2 separate regions of the Homo sapiens genome follow, and region 1 is linked to region 2. Evidence: chromatin loops called from intact Hi-C (ENCODE). Cell type or tissue: PC-3. All regions are shown on one strand. Each heading gives the region's core, and the rest is flanking DNA. Links, peaks and the distances in the headings are about the cores only. Region 1 overlaps SLC7A11 (solute carrier family 7 member 11). Region 2 has its middle 210 kb from the start of LINC00498.

Evidence for each region. Hi-C counts contacts between places; a loop is a spot of excess contacts. Peaks named below come from ENCODE experiments on the same cell type or tissue, not always from the same donor. Only the 100,000 strongest peaks of a DNase experiment are listed, where the experiment ranks them.
Region 1: a loop joins it to region 2, with 4 times the contacts of the local background. A loop is called at or near these places in 4 of 110 quality-filtered maps.

The regions. Positions count from the first base shown.
Region 1 is chr4:138,190,934-138,193,753 of GRCh38, reverse strand. The region is part of intron 6 of SLC7A11 (solute carrier family 7 member 11); the gene reads left to right. Among named protein-coding and RNA genes, the nearest start is that of SLC7A11, 50 kb to the left of the region's middle. In PC-3, for the core only: no CTCF peak of the experiment used is centred there; a DNase peak (open chromatin) is centred at 1,423.
Region 2 is chr4:138,520,985-138,523,804 of GRCh38, reverse strand. No RefSeq gene overlaps it. Among named protein-coding and RNA genes, the nearest start is that of LINC00498, 210 kb to the right of the region's middle. In PC-3, for the core only: a CTCF peak has its summit at 1,183 (motif pointing right); no DNase peak of the experiment used is centred there.

The sequences.
Region 1 (2,820 bases), core at 314-2,813, 330 kb after region 2:
AGTCTTGGCTCACTGCAACCTCCGCCTCCCGGGTTCAAGCGATTCTCCTGCCTCAGTTTCCCAAGTAGCTGGGATTACAGGTGCCTGCCACCATGCCTGGCTAATTTTTCTATTTTTAGTAGAGATGGGGTTTCACCATATTGGCCAACCTGGTCTCAAACTCCTGACCTCAGGTCCACCCGCCTCAGCCTCCCAAAGTGCTAGGATTACAGGTGTGAGCCACTGCACCAGGCCCAATTCCTATATATTTTAAACTATAGGAAGCCAGCATTGGGTCCACAAAGTGATGTAAAGACATGACTTTGAGCATCTAGAACAGTGATTTTAAAACCTACCTCAACTACTGGAACACATCTTTCTTTGATAGAATGTCAATACATAAAACTAGTAAGAGAGGACTCATCTGGTTGAAATGAGTGAGAACAGGATAGTCTATAATCCCATTGCTTATCTTATATTCTAATTCCCAGAGCACCCTACTTGAAAGCCAGTTGTTTAGTTGATCACTAGATATCAAAGTGAAATGATCAATATTAGTTGCACTTGCCTTTTTTGGTCAGAAATGTTGGAGGCAATTTTGGGTGGTAGAAGCAGTAGTTCGTTTGGTGGGATTGAATGTCTCCATGTTTACTTGTTTCATTTCTTATTATGCAGCAGAAATGTGATGGGGCCTGGTTGTGTGTGTATAGTATAAGTGTTGTCAGTTCCTTCTAAGACATGCGTTTACTGTCTAAGGGAATTTTGAACCTCATTCCCATTTACCATGCCAAAACATATATATCTATTTTATGTTGCCTTGTTTTTAGCATAAGAGTATATTTACTTAACGTTGCTTGTCTTATTATGAGTCCTTGGGCAAAACAAGAGGCAATTGTACTTTGTTCTTTGTTGGATGGGTGGCAGTTTTCAGAAATGCAACAGATTTTTAAATTTCAAAATAGCAAACAATGGGGTCTATCTTTCCTCTGTTTTGGGGAAGTAAGAATAATAATTATTTTCTCTCCTAGCTTTTAAAGATGAAAATCAGTTTTTATTTGATATTGTAATTTAGGACATCATTTTAATAATTTTATATCATATGCTTGTCTCATAAATAATATACTATACAATAAAATTTAATGAGGACCCACTTTAAGTCTTGTATAGACTAATTAAAAGCTACAAAAAAGTCTTGATATAATGAGGTCCTTCATTCTTTTATTAGTTAGAATAATGCTAGCTGTTACAACAGACAACCCACAAAATTTCAATGGCTTTAAACAATCAAAAGTTTATTTTTAAAAATTATATAACACTCCATTATTGGTGTCCCTGGCCACCAGTAGGCTTTCACGTTTATTCTGTGACCCGTATTCCTTTCATCATGTGGCTTTGTCATGCTATAGGTCCTTTGCAACTAGCTCACTCAGGAAAAGAATGTCACAAGGTGACACACTTAACCACCTTGGTCTTCAATGACACATCTACTCACATTCTGTTTGCAAGAATGAGTCACTTGCCCCTCCTAGATAAAAGAGGGGCTGGGAAATGTGGTGTCTGTTTTGGTAGCTGCTTCTCATAAATAACTTATACTTTGGAAAGAGAAAACAGACTTTTGGTGAGTAGTTGGTTGTCTGAGCTGTAAATCTGAATCTTAGAAACACTATTATAAAAATCGTTTACCGAAATGTTGCATTATCTTAGTGTTGTGTAGACCAAATCCTGAGGAAAATAATAAATTTTTTTAAAAAATTAAAAACAACCTAAGAGATACAAGAATTGAACATCAGTGTAAAATTTAATTTATTACTATTAAAATATTTTGTGTTCTTAGTTTTTTGTTAGTATTTTATTTAAAACCAATTTTGCTTTTGTACACTAGAACTTCCCTACAAATATGTTTGTGTTTATCCATGATAAATATGGATAACTGTAATGTATCTGGAAGACAAACTCTAAGTCTTTAGAAAATGAGAAAAAATGAGATGCAGACAATGCAAATTTTTTGTGTGTATGAAATGCAAGCAAATGAAAATTTACTCTCAAGCTACATTTTGCTGAATAATTTTATTTAGTCATGAATTTATTCTAATAGTAGAATAAAAATAATGAATAGATAAAACTGCTTATATTTATGTTTCTGATTGCTTATTATTCCATATTCCTGAGTTGTGAGTTTTCATTTTAGTTCATTTCTCTGTGTGGTGGTGGCTAAGAGTGACCCTTCTGGCCATTTTTCTATGTGGCTTTGCTGCACTTTTCTCCTTCCTTTATGCATCTCTGCACATTTTTCCATGAGCTTCCTTCAACCCTGCAGTCTTTTAATCTTTGTCTGTTCATTTCTTACATCTCCCTACAGGTCTCTCTGTCTTCTCTTCTTTTATGGAGTTCTTCATCTGTGGACAATGGAGAATGGTGAGATTTAGATTAGACATCAGTGGTATTGAAATTTAAAATGTCTCAGTGAAAACACCCATAGCCTTGCCGTGGTTCAGTAAGAAGCAGAGGGCAGGTGTTTGATGCTGGAAATCAGTGAGATCACTGTGCACATTTATGTAACAATATGCTCGGCCCATCACTTTGTTCAGCCTTGGCCCAGAATCATCATTAAGCATGAACATGAACCACAGACCTTTAAAAAATGTTCATAAATAGGCTTATTGAATGTTTTCTTTCTCTTGCTATATTTTTTTCAGTGACCACCTATGCCTTCCCTGCAACTATGTGCTATGTCTCTTCAAATACATTTCATTTATAATGTTTTTAATAGCCAAATTCCCACTCAGTAGAAAACTAGAGTTACTGCCATAGCACTAAATGACAGTGAGGCAAAATCACTGA
Region 2 (2,820 bases), core at 119-2,618:
GTGGTAACAAGTGTCATTCTTTTGATTCCATATTTAGCAATCCCTTAAGGATCTTTTTGTAAGGCTGGTCTAGGTAAAATGTATTCCCTCTGAATTTGCTCATCTGAGAAGGATTTTACTTCTCCTTCACTTATGAAGTTTAGGAGAAATTCTTGATTGGAATTTCTTTCCTTTAAGGATGCTGAAAATAGGCCCTCAATCTCTTCTGACTTATACAAGTTCTGCTTAGATGTCTGCTGCTAGCCTGATGAGGTTATCTCTTTATGTGACTTGACCCTTCTGTCTAGATGCCTTTAAGCTTTTTTCTTTTGTATTGACCTTGGTGAATCTTGTGAACACGTGCCTTAGGGCTGGCCATCTTGTATAGTATCTAGCTGGGGTTCTCTGCATTTCTTGGATTTGCCTGTCAATGTGCCTAGTGAGATTAAGGAAGTTTTCATGGACTATATCCTCAAATATAGTTTCCAAGTTGCTTATTCTTTCTTCTCTCTCAGGAATGCTAATGAATTGTAGATTTGTTCTCTTTACGTAATCCCATATTTCTCAGAGGTTTTATTCATTTTTAAAAAATTCTTTTTTCTTTATTTTCATCTGACTGAATTGATTTAAAGAACCAGTCTTCAGGCTCTGGGATTCTTACCTCAGCTTGGTCTATTCCACTGGTAATACTTTTAATTGTATTATGAAATTCTTGCAGTGAGGTTTTCAAACCTCAAAAATAGCTATTTTAAGAAAGAACCAAAGTAAACTAAAAGTTTTTTTTCTTTCAGCTCTTGGATCATTTTACTGGATTCCTTGGATTGGGTTTTAACTGTCTCCTGAATTTTGATGGGCTTCCTTGCCATCGAATCTGAACTTTATGTCAATCATTCTAGTCATTTTAGACTGGTTAAGAACTATTGCTGGGGAGCTAGTGTACTTATTTGGAAGTAAGGGGACATTTTGGCTTTTTGAATTGCCAGAACTCTTTTCTTCTCATCTGGTGGTCGGGGGGGTGGGGTTGGTGTTCTTTTAATTGTGGTGAAAGTTGAGTATAGTCAGTTGGCTTCATTTATGAATGCTTTTAGAGGGCCAGGGCTCTGTACAGTATCTTTATGTGTGGGTGAATTCTTGAACTTGGTTTCACAGGTGTATGTATTAGCAGGATAATTTTTGTTGTTGTAGTTTGGACTGTGATCCAGTAGATGGCAGTTAAGTGTAATGGCTGGTAGCTAGGTTAATACCCAGCCATGGGGCTCTTTTGTATTTCCTTGTCTTTGCAGTGATGCTCTGTTGTTGTTGTGGTGGAGGGAGAGATGGTCCCTCGTCAGATCCACTCCTGGGCCTTGGTGGATCTCCCTCTGAAGACTTGCACTGCATGTGCACTTCTTTTGTTAGGTCTCCTGGGCTGTGGGGCCCTGTCAGGTAGAAGCTGCAGCAGGGAGATATGCCATAACCTTTCTAAACTGGCCCTATGGAGGACACACACCCTACTCTGCCCTGGCCTGAGAACCTGCACATCTCTCCCCTCTCAGTGGTCTGAGGGTGCAGCCTCCTCCACAGCTCTAGTGCTGGCCACAGATCTTGGCTTCATACTTCCAAGCTGTGCACCACAGTCCTGGGGCACCAGGATGCCTTGTGGCTCGCAGTCAGGTTCTAGCTGCACTAGGGGATCCATTGTGCTCCTGGGTCACTGGGAAAGTACTCAGGTGCAGCACTGCACTCAGGCTGGGCTTTAGGGGCTGTGCTGTGCACTCACTTCTACAGGGCAGCTAGGCATGGGCCCTGGGAGGAGCTGCCAGGCAGAAGACGTCACCGAGCAGATGTCCCAGTCCCCCAGCGAAGCTGGCTCCACTCTCTCCTGGCTTGGAGGACAGTTAGGTCATGTGCCTACTGGAGGGGGATGAGGAGCCCTGGGTGATGGGTGTCTATGGCCACTCTCTGCTGGAGCTGCCCAATGCACAAAAGCTCCCAGGCCCCACACTGTCTGAAGACCTATTTCTGCCTGTACCCCAGGGAGATTTCCCCTGCCAGCTCATACATCCATGGGGGATGTGGGGTCCCCTTATAGCTAGGATCCCAGAGGTCCACGGTAAAAGTGAGCAGTCCCCCAGTTCCCTCACTCACCCCTTTCCCAGAAGCCATTCTGGGCCAGAAACTTGCCCTGGTGTTCAGGTACCCCATGCAGGGTTCACAGCTTCCTCCGACTTCAGCCTCAGCTTCACCATTGCCTCTCCATCCACTCTTGGCATTTTCTCTCCAAAGATCTGCTAAAATATGGTGGTTTATTTGATAATTTGGATTCTTTTGGTTGGAGCAAGACTTCCTGGCTGTGTCTAGTCAGGTATCTTGTCTGTCACCCTCACCCCAGCAGCACTTTTTCTTTTTTTTTAGAGACAGGGTCTCACTCCGTCACCCAGGTTGGAGTGCAGTCGCACAATTATAGCTCACTGCAACCTCAAATTTTTGGGCACAAGTAATCCTGGGCCTCAGCCTCTTAAGTAGCTGTAATTACAGAAATGGCTATCATATAATATGTTTCTTTTAGTCTCCATGATATACATTTGTTTAATCAGTGATATTACATGACTTAATTATGATTCTCCACTATGTCTTGTATATGACAGCAAACCTGCCTTTGAAAACTTGTTCCTCAAAGGTAACAATTTTGATCACTCTTGCAGTAGATGGAAGGCAAAGTATATATATTTTCTAATTGAATGTATCATTTCTCCATAACAAAGTCACACAAAGCATGGTCATACGATGGAAAATACACTAAACTGTAGGTTTTTTAAAAAATGTTTTATTTATTTATTTTTCAGTAGAGATGGGGTTTTA